Linked DNA regions of Homo sapiens: regions 1 and 2 are each linked to region 3. Evidence: chromatin contacts called from ENCODE Hi-C or POLR2A ChIA-PET data. All regions are on one chromosome and are shown on one strand. Each heading gives the region's core, a stretch centred on a gene start or an enhancer-like site at or near the end of the contact. The rest is flanking DNA. Distances are from core to core; before and after follow the strand shown.

Region 1 (4,411 bases), core at 557-3,056, 3.4 Mb after region 3:
AATAGTCTAGTAATCCCAAACCTAGCTTCACATCCATTTTTTTTTTAAATTAGGAATGTAGGCATGCACGTATATAAAGCCTTAAATACTAAACAGGCACGGGTGTATTCAATTCCATTCTGATTCCTGTCCATGAACTTAATCATAGTTTTCAACATTCATGCATCCCTTTCATCCCATCCTTTAAAGCCTTGTGATTTTGGCATTTCATGGTCTTACTTTCAACTAGATTTTAAAGTTTAGCTGGTATTAAATTACCATCTCAAAGAGAAAACGTAAAGTACAAGGTATGAATTAGACAGACCTATGTTCCAATGAAATTGTTGCCTTTATTTCCCAAGTATATGAACTTAGAAAAGTTTCTCTAAGGTTTAAGCTTTAAAATTTGCTCATTTGTAAAAACGGAGAAAATGATAGCTATTTTAGAGGATTTTGGGGGAGATATTTAGGTTATGCATGTAAAGCACATAGAAGCTTATTGCCCCACCCCAGCAGACATTAACTAGGTATTATCTTCACCACATTATTACAAGTTTGTAACTAGTAACATTCGTTAACAATCAGGCTGCAAAATTGTTATTATTATTGAGACAGGGGCTTGCTCTGTCGCCCAGGCTGGAGTGGAGTGGCTTGATCACTGCAGCCGTGATCTCCCACGCTCAAGCGATTCTCCCACCTCAGCCTCCCAAGTAGCTGGGACTACAGACATGCGCCACCAAATCCAGCTAATTTTTAGGTGGTTTTTTTTTTTTTTTTTTTTTTTTTTTTGTAGAGACGATTTCTCATTATGTTGTCCAGGCTGGTCTCGAATTCCTGACCTCAAGTGATCCTCTCGCTTCGGCCTCCCAAAGTGTTGGGATTACAGGCGTAAGCCACCGCGCTGGCCAAGCTGCAGAATTCTTTAGCCATCAAAGATGATGCCTCAAGTAGAAAGGCACAAGCTGCCTTCCTGAGGAACACAGGGAGAACTCTCATTACATCATAGTCTCACCGACTCTGTCTGAAGGAAGTGATGCTTCTCGTATCTCAGGAGTGTCTAATGTCATCTGGCCCACCGGCAGTTTGTGTATTCAGGAGGCTCTGGCTTTCAGGTTTGCTCCCTTGGGACCTCTTGTGTCACGTCGCTCGTTCTGGAAAGGAAAAGGGGTGAAAGAAAAAGGGAAATCACCAAAATGCAAAATCTGTTACCAGATGCCCTATTCCGTCCTAACTACCGAGTCTGGTGGCGTGGGCTGCTAAATCTTTTCGCGGAAAGATTGTCAGGCGCCACCCCGAGGTGTTTGTCAGCACAGAGATGGGGGAGAAGGGTGAGCTCACCCGAGAATTGAAAGGCAGGTGGTGAGGGATGAGGGGTGAGGAGTGGAGGGTGGCCATAAGCTTCTGCGTTTTGGCTAAAGTACAGACACAAAGCCGCGGCGTGAGGGTTTGCACAGAGTGGTGGGAAGGAGAGAATGTATTTGCTGGGTACGCAGAGCATTTCTGCACTCTCAAGAAGGCTGCCCGATTTGTCAGGGTTGCGCCCCGAGCCCGCGAGAAGGGCAGGGACTTTTTGTGATAAGCGCCTTCCCAAAGGTAGTGTCTGTTAAACGCAGAGCCTTAGCGAGTGCTGCTCGCAGACACGCCGGCTTCGCAGAAAGTCTCAGTCTAGCAGGTAGCTTAAGCAGACATCAGGTGCGCGAATTTGCTCTCCCTCACTGTTTCTAAGCCTGGGAGCACGCCCCCTCCGCGCCGGCGACCGCGGGTCGCGCATGCTCCGTGGGAGGGAGTGCGCCGCGCCTCCCGCCGGAAGCGTTCTCTCCCAGGTTGCGTTTCCTTCCTGTGTGAGGCCGGCTGAGGGCACTTGCTCTTGCTGTTTCTGCCCCTGGGTGAGTAGCTGGTTCCCGTGGGGCCTCATGGGATGGTTGTCGTATCCTTCTGAGGTCCTTTAAGGACCGTCTCGGACCTGGGAACCCCCGGAGGAAAGGTCACCCCGGTCTTCTCCCACGCCCTACCTCAGTGCCGCCCCCAAGCGCCCCGCAGCCCTTAGTATCTAGAGGATTAACCTCCAAGGGCGTCCCGGGCCTCGCCTTGGCGTCCGGCCCGGCCTGGGCCCTTAGGGTCTGCTTAGCTCTTCCCCAAGACTCGTGCCATTCCCGAGGGAATCTTTGTCGGCATCCTGGTCACTGTGGGGGTTTGAGGTCGTCCCGGAAGACTTCAGAACCAGGCGAACCTAGACGAAGGCGGCTGGAATGAACCAGGTCTGATTGTCGCACAGGCGCGGCCACCACCTTGTGCAAAATCGAAGGTGGTTCTTCAGGGCCGGGCACGCTTTCACAAAAGATGGTGATGTTAATAATAACCTGCCCTCTTTGTGAAGATTGGCAGGCCTTCATTGTCATAGGCTGTATTCGTAGGGCCTTTATGCCTGCAAAACTGGGACTTTTGAGTTTGAGAAACGATTTGTGAAATACTGCAATGAATTAGGAGAGAAATACTACAGTGAATGCTATGCTATGAATGCTATACATGTCAATAAATTGCTCATAGATGAGGTAGTACGATTTCACGGTTTTCCACTCGGAAATGGAGAACTTAAAATGAAACGACCTGATACCATATTTGCCTAACAAATAACTCTAGGTTATAGTGTTTTAGGATGTTTCTTAGTTGCATACAGCACTATCATCGTATATGTACATATTTGTGTATTCATTTTGTTGAACCTAATGTTTATACAGGATTGAAATACGCTCCCTGCTGTTGTATGCGCATGCAGCTTTTATTGTATGTTCGCTGGTGATGGTATTGCTGCTGTAACAGCCTTACATTTTAGGTATATCAATACCAAATGAATGATACATGAGTGTACAATAAAGTATATATAGTTACAGTCTACAAAACAAGTTTCAGTTTCATTGAAGGATTTTGAAGTAATTTAAAAAGGTAGACTACTATTTTACAAGTGGCCTTAGTAGACCTAAGTCTTTATTACATTAAAAATTTCAGAATTGGGAAGGATATAAACGGGTTTTGTGTGTTGACCTTTTATGGGATTAAAAGTTGTTACTATCTTGATGACTGGGATGTGTTCATAACAGCCCTAATTTGTTCATGTAGTTCAATGAATATCCAGTAGATGACTTGGTTGGTAGTTTTATCACTACCAACTCTAAAACGAAAACGTTTTACTGGAATGCCACCGCTTTTCACAGATTAGGTTAATAAAACCCTTATCTTGTCTAAATTATTTTCCTCTGTGAGTATACCCCACGTAGTGATATAACACGTTTCAACTGCATTTTCAACTTTGTGGAATAAAGACTAGAAAAGTCAGTTTTTTACTTCCTATGAGAAGTGAAATATTGTGTAACCCGTTTTTTTTGGAATCCATGCTGATGGAAGATAGCACACTTTGGTTTGTTCCATGAAGAGAGATTTCAGTTAGGTGCCTTCTCCTTTTTGGCTTCTTTTGCTTTCTTTATAATTAATATAATAGCCGGACAGTGTGTTCTTTGAATGAAGTGGTGATATCTTAACAATTATTGTATATCCAATATATAGTGGGCGTCATATATAGATGTTCAGTAAATGCAAATTGAATGAATTAAATCATTTACCATCCCTAGGCCAAAGTTTCTTCCTCCAAAATGAAGGCTTTCAATTATTTAGTTGTTAAGTTTAAATTAAATCTAATTATTGTGAAGTGAATGGCTCCTAGTGGAGAAATGTGGAACCTTTTGGAAATCCTTCAGAAGTGACTGTTGCAATGATTGAATGGGAGATTTCCTTCAGTTACAATTTATCTGTTGAACATAATTTTTGAATAGCCTCTGTTTTGTGTGTGGCAATTATAAACGTCTGTTTTGTGTGTGACAGTTATAAAGGTAGATAAGATATACATCTTGTTTATAAGGATTTAAACTCTAGTCGAGTAGATATCTCAAAAGCAAGACTTTTTTAAGATAGTGTAATAGGGCGAAATGAATAATACGAAGATTCATGTGATTTGAAAGGCTTTATGGAGCAAATAAAGTTGATTTTTGAAGTTAGGATAGAATTTGACTAATCCTAGGTGAATGAGGGTAAATGGCCCATGCAGGATACTAGACAGATACGCTGAAGGGAAAATATATGTGGGATTTTCAGATGGTAGTGACTCCAGCTATTTATAGAGTCCCTTTGAAAAGAGGTGAAAGAGAAAATGCTTACAATTGACTCTGGAGCTAGATTCTAGATTAGAATAGTTTTGAATGCTTGGGAAACGTATAAAGGAAATACTTTGGGGTCTTTTGATTAGAGAGAAGGAGTATATATCCTTGAGTGGAGGTGAGGGGTATAAAAGGAAATAAAAAATTTTTGGAGCTATTCTAGAGGGAGGAAGGTGAAGAGGCTCTTTAATTTAGTAGTAGTGAGAGGAGAATTTTAGAGCTGG
Region 2 (4,779 bases), core at 1,043-3,542, 3.3 Mb before region 3:
TATCATTACTTATTTGGTCATGGTAAATTCTGTGTAATAAAGTACTATGAAAATTCAAAGAATGAGAAAAGGTGGTTCAGGTCAGACCTCTCAATTCTGTTAATTCACATCTACCCTGAAGCAAAAAGTATTGATGTTACTTAAAGAAAATTTGTTAATATATTACCTTAACTGGTTATAGTCAACCAGAGATCATCAGTAATAACGGAAGGAGTATTACTGGAGTGGAACTATAGCATGGTAGTTAAAAAATGTGCATTCTAGAACCACATGGCCTACACTGGAATGTTAGCTCTGCCATTTACCAACTGTGGCACCCAAACAACCTCTATGTGCCTCAGTTTCCTCATCTGTAAAATAAGATGACTAATAAAACCTATTTGGTTGTGTAGTTCAATAATAGCAATTGTTTATACTAGTAATTAAACTAGTAAGTTTAATAGCAGTAATAGTAATAATGAACATCTACTTTACAGAATAGTTGAGGATTCAATGAGTAAATACATATAAAGCATTCAAAACAATGCATGACTCCTAATAAATGTTCAAGAAGTATTAACAATGCTGACAAAAAAATTATTGTTGACATAACAGGGAACCAACGGCCTCATTACTCGTTTTTGGAATGCATTATTTTCCAACTTAAGTAGTTTTATAATCATGAGTTAATTCACTATTATTAAGGACAGAAATTCTGCAGGCAGCCTGAGTTGAAATTTGACTTCAACACTTACTATGTGCCCTTCTCCCTCAGTTTCTTCATTTGTAAATGAAAATAACAAAAAATAACCTATATCATAATATCGGTAGAGTTTAATAAATTAATAAAGCACAAGAAAACCACGTACTAGGCAGTACTTAAGAGTCAACGATCATTCTTTTTCTTGCATATGAATCAAGCAGCAGGGTGGGGCTTTAGAATAAACAAGAATTTTTCAGGTTAAAAACTGTTTTTAGTAACTTACAAAATGCTCTCTACAAGAAAACTACAGCAACTTGTCATTGAAAAAGTACGGCACATTTTTAGCTAAAGAATCTTATGTAGCAATACACAGGCCATGAAACCAAAAGAAAAACAAACAGCAAGTTGATCACTTAGGTGGAAAACAGCACTACAGTATAAGGAAATCATTAGACTTGGATTCCAGCCCAGCCTTTGATTGATGCTAACTTCTCCTGCCCTCAGTCTAGTACATTACTTCTGCAGGTTTTAGCGATTCCTGTTTGCCATGAGACATACATTTAAGGTAATTTTTAAAGGAAATAAGGATGACAAACGAAAAAACTCACTATGGACTTTGAAAGACTTTTCATGGCTAAACAAGCAATCTGAAATGCTCATTTAAAAGTGATGGGACTACCAAGACTACATCTCATAGAAACACACCATTCAAAGCACTTGCGAAAGGATTCTCAAAGGCAATATCTGTAAACATACAAAAAAGACAAGTAATAAAGCTGTTTTCTTTCAGTTATTAAAAAGCCCACTAAATAGGAAAGCAAAGAACACAAACCACACCTCCGGGTTAAAGCCGAGGTTACCACAGGCTTTCACGACGACGAACCTGATGCCTAAATTACCTTTTCCAGCATCTTCCGCTCTCTCTCTAGTCCAGCAGCTTCAAGCTGTTCTTCCTCTTCTAGCATGGCCGGGGTAATCACAGCAGTGTCCAGTTGTTCAACCATTGCTGGAGCCTCCGAGCCTGACGGGGGAGAAAGCTTTCAAATTGCAGTTTTAAAAAAATTACCAACTACTCAACTCCAACAAGAAACAGCCTTTCTCCCACCCGAGATGCACTGGAGCAAAAGCTGAAGACCGAGGGGACGCCAGCATCACCTCTCAGAAGACACCGTAAGTCTTCACAATGTCTACAAGTCGCCTGGACCACAGTTTACAACTCGGGATGCTCGGGAAAATGCAGTTGCCTATGTGAAATCTTCACCGGCATGCTAATACGTGCGATTCCGGGGTGTCCTCCACTCACCGTTGCAGTTTCCCAACCCTCCTTTCCTCCTCAGTCCCTGCCCGGGGTCGGCTCCCTCCCCGAAACTCCGCCGCAGCCTCCATGCTTGCCCACCTCAGCCCCGCAGGCTGCCACCCGCGCCCAAAAGGTTTTCCTCACTCACCGCCGCTGCCCGCGGGCCGTTCCGCTGGCATGCCTGGACACTCACCCGGGAACCGGGTCCCCTCCTCTCAGAGCCTGCAATGCCGCGAGCTAACTCCTCACAACCGCTGCCGGCCCAGCCTTCTAGCCAAATCCCCCGCCAGGGAAAAAAGCGCGCTTCTCCTTCGCGGGAAAATCCTGTCATCTCGCGATACCTTACATTCCCCACCCGCCCTCCCGCCCCGCTGCGCGAGATTTGGCGCAGCTTGCGGTTTTCGTCAGGACTGACCTGTGGCAACCGTAAACCTTTACCTGGACCTCTCTCAGGAGGAAACTGGGTCCCGCTGCCGAACTCAGCCTGTAACTATCCTGTGAGATTGGGCGAGGTGGCCGATCGTGGAGAACCCAGTTTCCTCACATATCTGGTTCCGAACTACGCAATTAAAGTTTGATAGTGCTGTTAATACTTTGCAAGGCGCCTTCCAACGCTGGCTGCTGTGATTGAGCACCCGCTAGCCCATGATCCTGTAGGTAGAGACGTCTGCGTATCTGCACGAGGATGTCAGAAACAGAAACATTTTTATAGGGCCAGCCTCGCCGCACCCGCAGCGCGCGGCTCACATCTTAAGTGAAAAATCCCCCAAAATGACAAAGAGGAGGGCTTTTTTGTGGGTGGGACGGGAGAGAGAAGGAACAGGAAATTAAGATTATGACTGGGTTAAAGAAAGCTGTTTAGGATAAGGGCAAGCTGAAAGAAGTGATGGACCAAGCGGAGTGGCCAGCAGAAGGAAGATTCAGGAAACCAAACAGGATTCATTCATTCGAGTGGGCAGTGAAGGAAGGAGCGGAGCTTTTCTTGTCCCTGGTTTTCACTTCAGCTTTCAATTCCTCCTTTTCTTGTTTGCATTCCTTTTCAACTATTTCCTTTGTCTCCCTCTCCAGGGCTCCCTTTCCCACCTCCAATTTCTTAAGATGTATGGCATTAAATATACCTACCATGTAACCACCCGTTTCCTTCATTTTGACTCCCACAACTTGTATGATTGTGTCTATACAAAATTTAAGAGTTTACAAGCCGGGTGCGGTGACTCACGCCTGTAATCCCAGCACTTTCGGAGCCCAAGGCGGGTGGATCACGAGGTCAGGAGTTCAAGACCAGCCTGGCCAAGATGGTGAAACCCTGTCTCTACTAAAAATACAAAACAGCCGGGCACGGTGGCAGGCGCCTGTAGTCCCAGCTACTCGGGAGGCTGAGGCAGGAGAATCGCCTGAACCTGGGCGGCAGAGGTTGCAGTGAGCAGAGATCGCGCCATTGCACTCCAGCCTGGGCAACAGGGAGAGACTCCGTCTCATAAAAAATAGAAACGAAACCTAGTCTCTATATTTTATTTTATTAAGATAGGGTCTCACTCTGTCGTCCAGGCAGGAGTGCAATGGCACGATCTCTGCTCACTGCAATCTCCACCTCCTGGGCTCAGTTGATCCTCCCACCTCAGCCTAGCAAGTAGCTGAGACTACAGGTGCGTGCCACCACGCCCGGACATTTTAGTGTCGGACATTAGCCCATTCCAGGCTAATTTTTGTTGGTTTGGGGTTTTTGTGTGTTTTTGTTTTTTGGTAGAGACGGTTTTTCGCCATGTTATCTAGACTGGTCTCGAACTCCTAGGTTCAAGGGATCCTCCCAACTCGGCCTCCGGAAGTGCTGAGAGTGCAGGCGTGACACATTGTGCCTGGCCCCTACAAACATTTCCAAAATTAGCCGGCTGTGGTGGCACATGCCTGTGGTCCTAGTACTTGGGAGGCTGAGGTGGGAGAATCACTTGATCCCAGGTGGTCAAGGCTGCAGTGAGCCGAGATTGTAACACTGCACTCCAGCCTGGGTGATAAAGCTACACTTTGTCTCAAAAAAAAAAAAAAAAAAAAAAAAAAAAAAAACCATGGGAATAAAGGGAAATCTTGAGTTGCTTCAAGGGAAATTCCAGGAACCTAGCTAGCCCTGACAAGTAAATAAGCAACTTGATAAGGAAGAAGGTAATGGTAGCCTAAAACAACAGCCCAGGAAGTTAGATTCAGGAGATGTTTGGTTCCTTTATAAAAACTAGAGATAATATCTTAACACATGTCTCTGAGTTGTTTTTTAGAAACCCCAAGCGCCACCAAACACATGTGCTGGCACTCTGCTGCCTCATTTGTTCTAAATTTATTCCTAGGGGCCTGGAGGAGGTCACACACACAAGCAGAGCTAGCATTCTTTTCTGCTGATCCCAAATTTTTATTTTTTAATTTTTAAAAATTGAGATGGAGTCTCATTATATTGCCTAGGCTGGTCTCAAACTCCTGGGCTCAAGCCATCCTCCCACTCAGCCTCCCAAGTCAAAGGGAAAGAAATTTTGGGATTACGGGCACACTCTACCACACCCAGCTCCCCAAATTTTTAGACAAAGCTTCACCTCCTGAACCAACTGCAAATCAGAAAACCTTTTAATCCATCTATGACCTACCTTTTAATCCACCTTTTGACCTACCTACCCTTTGAGATGGCGGTCGAAACAATACATAGACTCCATGTATTAATCAATGACTTTGCCTGTAATTTCTGCTTTCCTGAAATTTACCCCTGCCTTTAAAAATCCTTACCTGCAAGCCATCAGGGAGTTTGGGTCTTAAGCATGAG
Region 3 (4,481 bases), core at 671-3,170:
TGAATAGGTGAATAGAACATATCCTTCATTGTATCATTAACTTGCAAATCTGCTATAATTCAGAATAATGACAAATTCATCCAGTCCTGGAACCTCAACTACCACCTCTATACTAATGACACCCAAAGCTATTAACTACAGTTTGATATCTTTACCTCTTCACTAATGCATTTTAACTATCTGCTTGACTGCTCTATTAGGAGTCCCTGCCAATACAAGTTAAAAGATTAAAAACTTAAGTAATTATCCTCCCTATCAAAATGTTCCCCATTTCCATTTTTAACCCTTCATCCAGTTACGAGTCAAACCAAGTTGATATCCTCTGCTATTCCATGCCCGGCTGCTCTACTTGTATATCACCTCTCCACCTGCAGTCCATCTTATATTCTGCTACGAGGCACATTTTATTTTGTGACACTTGGTTGGGTCTTCTTATCAACGAATGTCAGTGTCTTCTCTTTACAAACAGAAAAATGTTTCCCATTCTGTCACATAAGACCTTCTACAGGTTAACCTTAATATACCCTTCAACAACTTTCTTCAACCTGAAGGGATCACTCCTCTCCCACCGTCTCCTCTGCAGGTTCTAAGCACTCTATCCAACACGCCCTTTCTCTCCTCTGTCTGCATGCCACCTATCCTTCAAGCCCTTCTCCAATGCTATTCTCAGTGCAATCTTTCCCTAGTTTTTAATGCTTACTTCTTTCCTATTACATTTGCCTTTTATTTTGATTTATAGTTACGTTCATTCTTTACCTTCTTTGTTAGACCAAAAACTCTTCAATAGAAACTGGTCATATTTAGTAGATATATAACCTGGATAATGCTACTTTCCTGTCTCAGGTTTTTTTTTTTTTTTAACTGTAAAATATGTATCCTCTCAGAAAACACAACATGAAAGGTGTTGATTTTCCTAAGTGCATTCTATAAACAGGAACTTTCCCCCATCTTAGCTGTTAACTCATTGGTAAATATAAAGCAACCGGAAAGGTAAAAGGCATTCCATCAACACATACCCACTGCGAATGTGCAGGGAATAGGCTCTACGTGTAATCATCCTATCCTCTTGGGAAACCGTATTCGTGCGTGTAACAGAAAGCAAGCATAATTAAAAGACAGGGAATCAGGGTTCTGGCCCTTACCCCTGTATGACCTTCAGCAAACCGTTTCATATCTGAGCCTGGGTCTCGGCTTCCTCCTCTATAAGTTGGGATTAACTGCCTTGCCTTTCCCACAGGTTTGCCATGAAACTCCAAAGTAAGAGAAAGTCCTCTGGAAGAGGAAATGCACGGTCCCGACCTGGGGTGGTACTAAGATCCTAAGGCACAGAGCCCTGTGACCAAGACAGTTAAGGGAAGCAAGAACTTGCAATGACGGGGCGGGGGCAAGGGGGAACTTTTCTGCGTTCTCCGGCAGGACCCAGCGGTACAGCCCTGTGGGGTCCCAGCACAGCCGCGCCCGCCCGGCAGGTGCGCGGGCCCAGGCCCCGCGGGCGCGCTGCTCAGGCCGGGGAGAGCGAGCAGCCTTTCCCGGGGCCGGCGTCCGCAGCCGGCCGCTCTCCCCGCCGAGGTAGGCACAGCTCCGAAGCCCCCGCCCGGGTCGGTAGCCCCCTGCACCCGAAGGGCCCTCCCGGCTCCAGGCTGGGCCGGCCAGGGCAGGTGTCTGGAGGTGTCGCTCTCGCCTGAGGCGCAAACTTGGGTGAGGAGTCTGGCGTCCCTGCAGCTCCCCAGCCCGCCCGGTACCTACCCAGCGGCCGCCACCGCCGCCGCTCCTCGCCCGCCAGCGCGCCGGCCTCAGAGTGAAGGAAAGTGAAACAGAAACAGCACCCGCCGCGGCCTGGCCGGTCCCCGCGCCCCGTCTGCTCTCCCCCTGCAGGCGGGAGCGCGCCGGCTCTGTGGGGCCACTCGGCTCAGGCCCGACAGGGCGCGGCGGGCCTCGGGGCCCAGGTCCGGTGCCGCCTCCAAGGGCAACTCCACCCACTTCCAACCGGCGGCACCGCCCGCCCCGCCGCCCGGCCACGCCCCCGCCGCCCGGCCACGCCCACCACCACGCCCGGAGGCCGCGCCTGCCGCCTGCGCTGCTCGCAGGTGCAGCTGCCGCCCTGGCTCCCTGTGCTACACGTAGCTCTGGCCAAATATTATCTCGGTTCTTCTTATCCTCACCGTCCACCCCTTCGGTTGTTTACATCATAACAATGACTGGCATATTTTCCCTGGAGGGTTTAAAAGCAACGGTCAGTGATGAGACTGACGCACCCTGAGAATTTGTCTCTTCAGCTGCGTCTTCCCCAAGTCTGTCCCACCTGCGCCGAAGTGGGGACAAAGCCATCCCTTGATTTGCACCTTATCTGAAAATGACTGACAAACTTGTTACTGTAGTGTGGGTCCAGAGATCATGGTCGTTGACAACTATAAGCAAACGGGAACGTTGTGGAGGTTGAGGGTGGGGGGAGGGTGAGTGGTAAAGAAGCATTACTGTTTGCAACGTTCAAAACAAACAAAAACCCAGTACTCTTTCTAGTGGACTTTGAGATCTACAAGAGACCATTCACTGCAAAAACCTTCATTCAAAAATGTGTATTCTAGAAGCCAGAGCAGTGATGGCTTAAGAAAATGACAATAATAGAGGGTAGGGGAGACTGTCAATGCAAAATATTTGCTTTTTCTCCAACTGATAGGCGTTAACTTCTTACTAAAGTGATAGATGACTCTAAGTGGCAAACCAACAAACTTAACAACCGCTAGTCCAGCAGCCATACAAGTGTTCAAAGATCCATTTCAAATTTAAAATGCATCAAGCAGTAGACCAAGGCAGCTTTTTAAACTATCCATTTTATAATCAAACTTTGACATGTTTAAAAATTGCCATTTCTAATATCACAGCAGGAGCAATACATTTTCTGAAACAGCTTTAAATGACCACATTCGTATAGTCCTTTAAAGAACCATTTTCCAAAATCATACATGCCAATGTCCAAGCTGGGATCAACTTCATAAGTCGCAGCAATCACAATGAGTAAGAGAAAACAAGTGAGGTCAAATGACTTCATGGCAGTAGGATTACTCTTTATGCTTCATATCTTTCATTTCAGAGACTAAACAGAACAGTATGTGAAAAATCACACTACTTCTAGTGTGTTTAAAATATGCATTGGAGGATATTACTGTATATATACCACAATATATAAAAAAGACTTGGTATGTTCCTATTTTGTGTCTGAAACTATTTTAAATATGTTTTAAAAGAATAACAGTGGAGTCCAGGGGGCTTAAATGTGATTGGTGACCTATCACAAGTGCGGTTAATCAGTATTCCTGAAGGAAACGAGCTTGAAGGCGGGTTTTAGGATGACATATGTTAGCAATGAAGGAAGGGGTCACAAACATGTGATACAGCAGTACCTGAGGATGAATGTGGAGGTGGGGTTGCCAGAATGGACTTGGGATGAGGGAGAACTACAACTTTTATAAGGCAATCTGTGCTTTGTGTCTGGAGAGGCAGCAATAGTTTGCAGTTAAGTGTTCTGTGGTTTCGCCTCTGCCTTCTTCAGCAACCATTCCATCTCTCCCACCCCAATTTAAAAAAATGCACACATACACAAAATAAAAACAAGTTTAAAAACTCAAACATTTGTCTGGTTAAAAAAATAATAATAGGCCTGGCACGGTGGCTCATGCCTGTAATCCTAGCACTTCTGGAGGCCGAGGTGGGCGGATCATGAGGTCAGGAGTTTGAGACCAGCCTGGCCAATATGGCGAAACCCCATCTCTACTAAAACAAAAATCAGCCGGGCATGGTGACATGCGCCTGTAGTCCCAGCTACTCAGGAGGCAGAGGCAGGAGAATCGCTTGAACCTAGGAGGTGGAAGTTGCAGTGAGCCGAGATCGCACCACTGCATTCTAGCCTGGGAGACAGAGCAAGGCTCTGTCTCAATAATAATAATAAAATAAGAATAATAACAAAAGTAATGGTAAGAGGGAGTGTTGTGAAATGGCAACTTTCCTGTGTGATGTGTATGCAGATTGTAAGTATTAAAACATGGGACTTTCAGCTGCTGTGCTGCCTCTCCTTCTCCCCTGGGGCTCCTTACCAGTTACTTATCCTAGTCTAGTCCCTTGGTACTGCCAGTGGGGGCAGAGGACAAATGACGGAAGCTACAACATGAGGGGGTAGCTCTGATAACAAATCTCAAGTACCAGTGGGACCCTCAAGTAAACAAAGGCCTGGAAGCAACTGGATATAGGACCAGGGGAAAAAAAAAGGCAGGATAAAGGAATCATAGCTGGGAGTCCCCTTATCAATAATGTACTTCAGCTTTCTCATTTTATAGATGTAGAAACTAAGATCCTGAGACGTGGTGAATTCATAATTACAGAGCTGATTCTGGTAGAGCCAAGACAAAAACAAAGGTGTCAGCTTCAGTTTTCTTTAATACCTCTTGAGAGTACTTCTCAAGTCCCAGAACTTAAGGGAGGTCTGG

What was found. Hi-C counts contacts between places; a loop is a spot of excess contacts on that map. ChIA-PET counts read pairs that join two places held with the same protein, here RNA polymerase II (POLR2A). Pooled maps may share reads with other maps.
Region 1: a map of naive thymus-derived CD4-positive, alpha-beta T cell shows a loop between it and region 3 (12-fold over the local background). The contact joins the promoter of ATAD1 here to the promoter of PCGF5 in region 3. A Hi-C loop is called at or near these places in 2 of 168 maps with a recorded cell type or tissue (CD4-positive, alpha-beta T cell and naive thymus-derived CD4-positive, alpha-beta T cell) and 5 of 50 pooled maps.
Region 2: a loop to region 3 is called in a map with no recorded cell type, with 7 times the contacts of the local background. The contact joins the promoter of HELLS here to the promoter of PCGF5 in region 3. A Hi-C loop is called at or near these places in 1 of 37 single-sample maps with no recorded cell type and 1 of 50 pooled maps. POLR2A ChIA-PET finds 5 or more read pairs at or near these places in 1 of 52 experiments (OCI-LY7).

Annotation. Positions count from the first base shown.
Region 1 is chr10:87,815,621-87,820,031 of GRCh38, reverse strand. ATAD1 (ATPase family AAA domain containing 1) reads left to right here and starts at 1,806. Exons shown (of 10, transcript NM_001321967.2): 1 at 1,806-1,865. It also overlaps the pseudogene CFL1P1. RefSeq lists a silencer at 1,659-1,708.
Region 2 is chr10:94,543,301-94,548,079 of GRCh38, reverse strand. It overlaps HELLS (helicase, lymphoid specific), which reads right to left and starts at 2,292. Exons shown (of 22, transcript NM_018063.5): 1 at 2,128-2,292; 2 at 1,582-1,703. The coding sequence starts at 2,158. RefSeq lists enhancers at 1,363-1,986, 1,987-2,611, 3,149-3,198, 2,612-3,236 and a silencer at 2,359-2,438.
Region 3 is chr10:91,218,102-91,222,582 of GRCh38, reverse strand. It overlaps PCGF5 (polycomb group ring finger 5), which reads right to left and starts at 1,920. Exons shown (of 10, transcript NM_032373.5): 1 at 1,747-1,920. RefSeq lists silencers at 1,297-1,591, 1,281-1,740, 1,811-2,120 and an enhancer at 2,311-2,380.